2 separate regions of the Mus musculus genome follow, and region 2 is linked to region 1. The links are chromatin loops, found by intact Hi-C in ENCODE. Cell type or tissue: heart. All regions are shown on one strand.

Evidence for each region. Peaks named below come from ENCODE experiments on the same cell type or tissue, not always from the same donor. Only the 100,000 strongest peaks of a DNase experiment are listed, where the experiment ranks them.
Region 2: a loop joins it to region 1, with 8 times the contacts of the local background. A loop is called at or near these places in 3 of 42 quality-filtered maps.

Annotation. Positions count from the first base shown.
Region 1 is chr7:17,071,526-17,076,525 of GRCm38, forward strand. It overlaps Psg16 (pregnancy specific glycoprotein 16), which reads left to right and starts at 2,515. Exons shown (of 5, transcript NM_007676.4): 1 at 2,515-2,775. In heart, a CTCF peak has its summit at 2,461 (motif pointing right); no DNase peak of the experiment used is centred here.
Region 2 is chr7:18,392,284-18,397,283 of GRCm38, forward strand. No RefSeq gene overlaps it. Among named protein-coding and RNA genes, the nearest start is that of Psg28, 37 kb to the right of the region's middle. In heart, no CTCF peak of the experiment used is centred here; no DNase peak of the experiment used is centred here.

The DNA of each region.
Region 1 (5,000 bases):
AAATATCTGCTAAATCCATTTGGTTCATAACTCTGTTAGTTTCACTGTGAGTCTGCTTATTTTGTGTTTCCATGATCTGTCCATGGATGAGAGCGGGGTGTTGAAGTCTCCTATTATTATTGTGTGCCGTGCAATGTGTGCTTTGAGCTTCATTAAAGTGTCTTTAATGAATGTGGCTGCCCTTGCATTTGGAGCATAGATGTTCTGAATTGAGAGTTCATCTTGGTAGATTTTTCCTTTGATGAGTATGAAGTGTCCCTCCTTATCTTTTTTGATAACTTTTGGTTGAAAGTCAATTTTATTCCATATTAGAGTGACTACTACAGCTTGCTTCTTTGGATCATTTGCTTGGAGAATTGTTTCCCAGCCTTTTACTCTGAGGTAGTGTCTGTCTTTGTCACTGAGGTGGGCTTCCTGTATGCAGCAAAATGTTGGGTCCTATTTATGCACCCAGTCTTTTAGTCTATGTCTTTTTATTGGGGGAATTGAGTCTTTTGATATTAAGAGATATTAAGGAAAAGTGATGGCTTCTTCCTGTTTTTTTTTTTTTTTTTTTTTTTTTTTGTTGTTGTAGGAGGTGGAATTATGTTTATGTGGCCATCTTCTTTTTGGTTTGTTAAAAAGAAGATCATTTTATTGCTTTTTCTAGGGTGTAGTTTACCTCCTTGTGTTGGAGTTTCCCTTTTATCTTCCTTTGTGGGGCTGGATTTGTGGAAAGATATTGTGAAAATTTGTCTTTGTCATGGAATATCTTGGTTTTTCCATCTATAGTAATTGAGAGTTTTGCTGGGTATAGTAGCCTGGGCTGACATTTGTGTTCTCTTAGTGTCTGTATGATGTCTGACCAGGATCTTCTGGCTTTCATTGTCTCTGGTAAAAAAATCTAGTGTAATTTTGATAGGCCTGCCTTTATTTGTTACTTGACTTTTTTTCTCTTACTGCTTTTAATATTCTTTCTTTGTTTTGTGCATTTGCTGTTTTGATTATTATGTGACGGGAGGAATTTGGAGCTCTGTAGTCTTCTTTTATCTTCATGGATACCTCTTTCTTTAGGTTAGGGAAGTTTCCTTGTATAATTTTGTGAAGATATTTGCTGGCCCTTTACCTATTATCCTTAGGATTGGTCTTCTCATTGGGTCCTGGGGATGTGGCTCAGTTGATGGAGCACTTTCCCAGCATGGAAGAGGCCCTAGATAGCATCATCAAGGAATGAAAACGGCACTGTAGAGAGAATATCTTGTGTCTGTATAGATGTGGCACTTATCAATAAAAATCTGGTGGCTTCTGGCTTAGGCAGGAAATAGGAGGTGCGACATCTTGGAGGCAGAAAGGATCTGGGATAGTAACAGGTACGGGAGACTTGCCTAAGAAGATGTGACAAGACCTGAGCACAGGTAATGTAGATTAGAATAAATAGACTATTACTTACTATTTTCCTGACCCTATGGGTACCCCAATTTAAACACACATATGTAAAGATTCAAAGCTAGCACCCACAAATGTGAGAGAACACATGCCATTTGTCTTTCTGGGTCTGGGTTACTTCACTCAGAATCATTATTATTTCTGAAACAAGGTCTCTCTAAGGTAGCCCTGGCTGGCCTCCAACTCACTGTATAGATGAGAATGATGTTGAAGCCCCTATCCTCCAGCCTCCACCTCCCAAGTGCTGAGATTACAGGCATGTACCACTATGCCCTGTAGAAGTTTGATGGTTCTTCCTCCCAGTCCCATGTTCCCTAAAATAAGACTCAGACTCAAAATATATTTACCAACACCTTGGCCATATAGCTAGGCTCTTCTCTGACTAGATCTTAACTTAAAATAGTCTATTTATTCTAAGTGCTCCATCAACTGAACCACATCCCCAGCTCTGATTTTTGTTCATCCTTGAAGCTGGTGCCTAGCCTAAGTGACAATGGGATTTTAATTCCACTCTTTTATTTTTCAAAGATTTTTTATTTTTGTTTTATGTGTATGAGTGTTTTTCCTGCATGTGTGTCCAAGAACCACATACGTGCCCTGCCCCAGAAGAAGCCAGAAGAGAGTGTCGGAGGAGGTCTTGGAGCTCTGGATGGTTGTGAGCTTCCCCGGAGATGCTGGCAACTGAAGCAGGGTTTTCTGTAAGAGTAACATGTATTCTTTACTGTTGGGCCATCTTGCCAACTCCTAATTCTACTTCACATAAGTAACTACTGAAGACATTGTTTATTACTAACAAGGTCCCCCTCACATCCCCTCCCCATTCCATCTTGTTCCAGGTTCTGTCTGATGCACCATTTTATAACGCTGCGGACTGTTTTTGCCATTGACTGTCCTTTCCTCACAATAAAAGACACAAGAAAACTGGGCTGCTTTTAAGGTGCTCTTGTTTTTGCTGTCATAAGTCATTCCACAGTCCAGGGCCGACCAATGCCCCAATCTCCTATTTGCATTGTGTCAGCCATAGCCCAGAGTGTCCACTAGGTGGCGAGCTCATTCCAGCACCTGAGCTCTTTTGTACAATAGGTGGTGGCGCTTACAAATGAGGACATTTTGGGAGTCTTGATACTTGCAGTATCATTATGAGAGTGGGTGGACAGGGTGACCAGTGGGAAGCCAGCCTCATCTACGTGGTCTCTGGTCAATGTCCAGGAATTATGAAGTGTTTATTGGCTCCACCCGACTTCACCGTTTTAAACACAGAGAAACCAGGAAAAAGCAGGGCAAGAGCTCGTTGACTCCCTGGCTTCAATCATCTGATGACCTAGATACCAGCAAGTGACCAGCTGGTGGGTATGTATACAGCATGGAGACGCTGGGCAAGGGCGGCTCTGGGTGGGAGAAATGTAAGTAAGATAGCATGTGGGCTTTGCTGTAGTGGCTGTTTATTTGGCTTATCTGTAAACCACAGCTTTTTTTTCTGTGTGTGTGCGTGCGTGCGTGCGCATGTGCGTGCGCGTGTGCATGTGCGTTTCAGCGTGTGGCCTCAGGCAGCTGCTACTGCTGTCTAGATAATAAAGCCCAAATCGCTTAGCACTTTTGAATCCCGTCTGGGATGTGGTAGTCTCCTCTCAGGCGAGTACTGTGGCCATCTGTCGCCTCGCACACCTGACTCAAGTTAGTCTGTTTTCATTCCCATCCTCTAACAGTTAAAACCAAGATGACTTTGCGAAAGAGATCAGCAAAGGCCTAATCGATTCATACAATTCCTCCATTTTGATTGAGGCGTGTGAATAACTTGATTTCCTCCCTAGTCTTGACTTCTCTGTGCCATCGCTCTCTGTAAAGGCCTACCAGGAGAGGTGTTTATTTTATTTTATTTTTAAAAAACTTTTTACTAGATATTTTCTTCATTTACATTTCAAATGCTATCCCAAAAGTCCCCTATATCCTCCCCCCTACCCTGCTCCGCTACTCACCCACTCCCACTTCTTGGCCCTGGAGTTCCCCTGTACTGGGGCATAAAAAGTTTGCAATACCAAGAGGCCTCTCTTCCCAATGATGGCCGGCTAGGCCATCTTCTGATACATATGCAGCTAGAGACACGAGCTCTGGGGGTACTGGTTAGTTCATATTGTTGTTCCACCTATAGGGTTGCAGACCCCTTTAGCTCCTTGGGTATTTTCTCTAGCTCCTCCATTGGGGGCCCTGTGATCCATCCAATAGCTGACTGTGAGCATCCACTTATGGATGCTAGGCCCCGGCATAGTCTCACAAGAGACAGCTATATCAGGGTCCTTTCAGCAAAATCTTGCTGGCATATGCAATAGTGCCTGGGTTTGGTGGCTGATTATGGGATGAACCCCCAGGTGGGGCAGTCTCTGGATGGTCCATCCTTTTGTCTCAGCTCCAAACTTTGTCTCTGTAACTCCTTCCATGGGTATTTTGTTCCCTATTCTAGGGAGGAGCGAGGTATCCCCACTTTGGTCTTCCTTCTTCTTGATTTTCTTGTGTTTTGCAAATTGTATCTTGGGTATTCTAAGTTTTAGGGCTAGTATCTACTTATCAGTGAGTGCATATCAAGTGACTTCTTTTGTGATTGGGTTACCTCACTCAGGATGATACCCTCCAGATACATCCATTTGCCCAAGAATTTTATAAATTCATTGTTTTTAATAGCTGAGTAGTACTCCATTATGTAAATGTACCACATTTTCTGTATCCATTCCTCTGTTGAGGGACATCTGGGTTCTTTCCAGCTTCCAGCTATTATAAATGAGGCTGCTATGAACATAGTGGAGCATGTGTACTTCTTACCAGTTGGGACATCTTCTGGGTATATGCCCAGGAGAGGTATTGCAGGATCCTCAAGTAGTACTATGTCCAATTTTCTGAGGAGCCGCCAGACTGATTTCCAGAGTGGTTGTACAAGCTTGCCAACAATGGAGGAGTGTTCTTCTTTTACCACATCCTTGCCAGCATCTGATGTCACCTGAATTTTTGATTTTAGCCATTCTGACTGGTGTGAGATGGAATCTCAGGGTTGTTTTGATTTGCATTTCCCTGATGATTATCATCTTTTCAGGTGCCTCTCAGCCCTTTGGCATTCAGGAGAGGTGTTTATTAATCACCTAACATAACTCAACTGACTACTCATGAATAAGCTACCCTCAGCAACCACCAACTGCCAGTCCAAAAAGGAAACTTTAACACTTTATTTATTAAAAGCATCTTATTTTTCTTTTCTTAAAAAAATTAATTAATTATGTATAGTGTTCTGCCTGCATGCCTGCCTGCATGCCAGAAGAGGGCACCAGATTTCATTACAGATGGGTGTGAGCCACCACGTGGTTGCTGGGAATTGACCTCAGGACCTCTGGAGGAGCAGTCAGTGCTCTTAACCCCTGAGCCATTTCTCTAAGTCCCTCTTTTTATTTATTCATTTTACATCCTGATCTCAGCACTTTGTTTCTCCTGTGGACTGAACCTCGGAACCTGTAAGTCAGCCCTGATTAAATTAAGAGTTGTTTTGGCTATGGCGCCTCTTCACAGCAATGGAAACCCTAAGACAGCTGGGC
Region 2 (5,000 bases), 1.3 Mb after region 1:
CTTGAAATTACAACTAGAAAAATTAAGAATTTTGTCTGGTTTTAATAAGTAAATGTATGCGGTCATTTCATTGTTGTGTCTGACTGGTTTTTAAAGTATAAACATGTTCTGCATGTCTTGGATATAGATTATTGGTTTATAAGATATTGGGTATGATTAAAAATTTGTAACATTGGTAACATAAAGTTGGCTTAAAACTAACTCCAGGTTGGAGTAATTCAGAACTACAGCATGTGGCATGAGCCAACCCATGGAAACAGGTCTTTAAAAATATTCTTAAATTGGGTAATATTCTATGTAATTCTTATCTTAAAAATCCAGACTTTTAAAAGATAGGATTTAGGGCAATGTCTGTCTCTTTGAGGTATTGGAGGCTGCACCATCTTGCATTCATGTGTAGGAACAAGCAGCCAAACTTTGTAGCATCTGGGTGATTCACTTGGTGTTTTTGGAGAAACTGAATTTTGGAGGTTGAGTTTTGCTTTCCGAATTTCTAGAGTACTTTGGGCCACCATCTCAGAATGACCCAGCCTCACTAACTGCAGTTCAGATGTAGGGAGACCCTTAAAAACTTTGTAATGTGAAAGTAATGCTATTGGTGTTGGGTTTTTTTTGTTTGTTTTTTGTTTTTTTCCCCTGTGATTTGCCTTTTCTCTGCATGGGTTCACTGGTTTCATCACTAAGGGCTAGGGTGCTTTTAAGACTCTTGCTTTGGGATTATTGTAAGTCTACTGGAAGTTGCATAGGCAGTACAAAAGGCCCTGAGTTCATGAAGGCAGATTCCTACACTCACCTTCCTGCAGTGACCACCACACATATGTTAAGCCAAGAAGGAAATGCTGGTGTGTCCTGTGAGGCTGGAGGCCATCATGTCACATCTGTAGACTCACAGACACTACTCCACCCAAGCTGCAGAACTACCCTGAGTTCCAAGACTTCTGAAGATGACTTCCTGCTCCCCCACCCCACCCTAAGTAGCAACAGTTCACCTCCCGGCCATCGCTAATGGCCATCATCATGTTACATGTGGCCTTTTGAAACAGGCTCTTCTCACTCGACATATGTCCTTGACACTCATTCAAGTGTGTGAAAGTCTGTGCTTTTTCACCACAGAGTACCATCTCATGGCATGCTGCTCCATGGGTGGGTTACCTACCAAAGGACAGTTTGGTATTTTCAGTTCCAAGATATGAATAAAATTGCTATGGATAATTGGGTCCAAAGTTTTGTGTAAACCTTCATTTTCATGTCTCTGGAATAAATATCCTGCATGCTGGTCTTTCCTGTTAAGTATGCTGAATATTTTTAATATGGTATTTTAATTAATCTTAAAATAATCTCATACATGCATACAGTGTATTTTTATTCACCCCCAACTCCTTCTCCTGACTCTTTTCAGATCTACCCCTCCCAAGTTTATGTCCTTTATTTTTTCTTTATAGCCTATGGCATCTGATTTGTGCTGCCCGTACACTCAAGAGTGTAAGGCCATCCACTGGGGATTCATCGGTCTGTCAGGGGACATACCCTTAAAGAGCACTGACTTTGCCTTCACAGAAGCCATCAGCTGTGGGTGGGGCTTCTCATATACCACACTTTCCATGAGGTAATGCTGACAGGGTTGGCTTGGTCATGGCTGGCACACACAGCTGCTGAGAGTTCATGAATATGGCTGTCCTGTCCTGTTCAGAACACACCATTTCTCTGGTCCTCCTTGGACTCTGGCTCTTAGAGTCTGTTTAATTTTAGGATTATTATTTATTTAAACATTTAAATTGTTTTTATATTATTATTATTATTATTATTATTATTATTATTATTATTATTATTATTATTTAAAAATTAAACTACCAGACTGTTTTCAAGGGTAGCTTCCAGCCAGACAAGGAGACACAGCCTTATAGTACCAAGACTTGGAAGGCTAAGGTAGGAGGATTTCTGTAAGTCACAAAGCATTCTGGGCTACATAGCAAGAATTAGGTCAGCTAGGATGACATAGGAGGACCCTGTCTCAAAGAATCTCCAGCTGTCACAATAAAAAGGTAACTGTGTGATCCCACAGGATGAGGAAGATCTAGTGTGTGTCTCTCTCTCCAGCATTTGCTATCAATATCACTAATTATTATTTGCTGTTGCAACAATAATGTTTCATGCTGGTCTCATTTGCACATCTTACTGGCCAAACTTATAACCTCCATATGTCCTCTTTGAGGACATGTTACAATGTTTTTTCCCTGTTTTCTACTTAAATTATCGTTTTTCTTTTTCTTTTTAGAATTAATTTTTATTAGGTATTTTCCTCATTTACATTTCCAATGCTATCCAAAAAGTCCCGAATACACCCCCCCACACACACTCCCCAACCCACCCACTCCCACTTTTTGGCCCTGGCGTTTCCCTGTACTGGGGCATATAAAGTTTGCAAGTCCAATGGGCCTCTCTTTCCAGTGATGGCTGACTAGGCCATCTTTTGATACATATGCAGCTGGAGTCAAGAGCTCCAGGGTACTGGTTAGTTCATAATGTTGTTGTACCTACAGGGATGCAGATCCCTTTAGCTCCTTGGGTACTTTCTCTAGCTCCTCCATTGGGGACCCTGTGATCCATCCAATAGCTGACTGTGAGCATCCACTTCTGTGTTTGCTAGGCCCCAGCATTGTCTCACAAGAGACAGCTATATCTGGGTCCTTTCAGCAAAATCTTGCTGGTGTATGCAATGGTATCATCGTTTGGAAGCTGATTATGGGATGGATTCCTGGATATGGCAGTGTTTAGATGGTCCATCTTTTGGTCACAGCTCCAAACTTTATCTCTGTAACTCTTTACATGGGTGTTTTGTTCCCAATTCTAAGAAGGGGCACAGTGTCCACACTTCGGTCTTTGTTCTCCTTGAGTTTCATGTGTTTAACAAATTGTATCTTATATCTTGGGTATCCTAAGTTTTTGGGTTACTATCCACTTATCAGTAAGTACATATTGTGTGAGTTCCTTTGTGATTGTGTTACCTCACTCAGGATGATGCCCTCCAGGTCCATCCATTTGCCTAGGAATTTCATAAATTCATTCCTTTTAATATCTGAGCAGTACGCCATTGTGTAAATGTACCACATTTTCTGTATCCATTCCTCTGTTGAGGGGCATCTGGGTTCTTTCCAGCTTCTGGCTATTATAAATAAGGCTTCTATGAACATAGTGGAGCATGTGTCCTTCTTACCGGTTGGGACCTCATCTGGATATATGCCCAGGAGAGGTATTTCTGGATCCTCTGGTAGTACTATGTCCAATTTTCTGAGGAACCTCCAAACTGATTTCCAGAGTGGTTGTACAAGCTTGCAATCCCACCAACAATGAAGGAGTGTTCCTCTTTCTCCACATCCTCACCAGCATCTGCTGTCACCTGAATTTTTGATCTTAGCCATTCTGACTGGTGTGAGGTGCAATCTCAGGTTCGTTTTGAGTTGCATTTCCCTGATGATTAAGGATGTTGAACATTTTTTCAGGTGCTTCTCTGCCATTCGGTATTCCTCAGGTGAGAATTCTTTGTTTAGCTCAGAGCCCCATTTTTTTAATGGGGTTATTTGATTTTCTGGAGTCCACCTTCTTGAGTTCTTTATATATATTGAATATTAGTCTCCTATCTGATTTAGGATAGGTAAAGATCCTTTCCCAATCTGTTGGTGGTCTTTTTCTCTTATTGACTGTGTCTTTTGCCTTACAGAAGCTTTGCAACTTCATGAGGTCCCATTTATCGATTCTCGATCTTACAGCACAAGCCATTGCTGTTCTATTCAGGAATTTTTCCCCTCTACCCATATATCAAGGCTTTTCCCTACTTTCTCCTCTATAAGTTTCAGTGTCTCTGTTTTTATGTGGAGTTCCTTAATCCACTTAGATTTGACCTTAGTACAAGGAGATAGGAATGGATTGATTCGCATTCTTCTACATGATAACCGCCAGTTGTGCCAGCACCATTTGTTGAAAATGCTGTCTTTTTTCCACTGGATGATTTTTGCTCCCTTGTCAAAGATCAAGTGACCATAGGTGTGTGGGTTCATCTCAGGCTCATCAATTCTGTTCCATTGGTCTACTTCTCTGTCGTTATACCAGTACCATGCACTTTTTATCACAATTGCTCTATAGTACAGGTTTAGGTCAGGCATGGTGATTCCACCCCTGTCCTGAGCTATTGTTCCAGCCCGCAGGAATGCACATGGGACACAAGATCCTTTCGTAGCTAATCTTTATTATATGTTGATGAGGAAGACAAAGAAGGCTCAGAAACGTGTTGCTTAAATACCCCCTGGTGTGAAGGGTCTATACCCAACTGGCAGCTTCACCCAAGATCTCATACACCCCGGGGATGGGCTAGTGACTTGGCGGGCTTTTGCTCCCTACACATTCGCACAACACAGCTTGATCTAAACAAAGAGATCGGTTTGGCACAATGGAGGTTTAGCGCCATCTAGTGACGTCAAGTATCATTGTGGCTTTCTACAATTCCCCCTTTTAAGTTTTATAAAATGCAAGCCACTCTTTAATGGATGAAGATAGAGGTAGAATCCCTAGTGTGCAGAAATAGGGGCTATGTACAGGATTAACTCTTAGGCTCACAGGTCTTTTCCCAGAGCAACCCTGACCTGCTCCCATGCCGTTTTTCGTAGGGGAGGGACACTTGGCCACTCAACCCTCATGCAAATCAACGTGTCTTCTAGGAGCACTCTAATCTCTGAGCAACTCCTATGCAGTGCTTAGCCCAGCAATCCATAAGAGTCAGAAACCTACTCACTCTTTCCTGTGCAATGAGTCTAGCCTCTAGGAGTACAAGAGCTGAGCAGTCTAGTGCTTGCAAGGTCATCTTAGCATAAATAACCAGATTTTAGGGGAGGTGCCTTGCTCTATGGCAGCAAGTGCTTGAGCAATCATCACCTTGTCACATCTCTGTTGAGATTTGAGTTTGCAAACCAGCCATAGTATAAGCACTAATCCACAACATAGGGCTG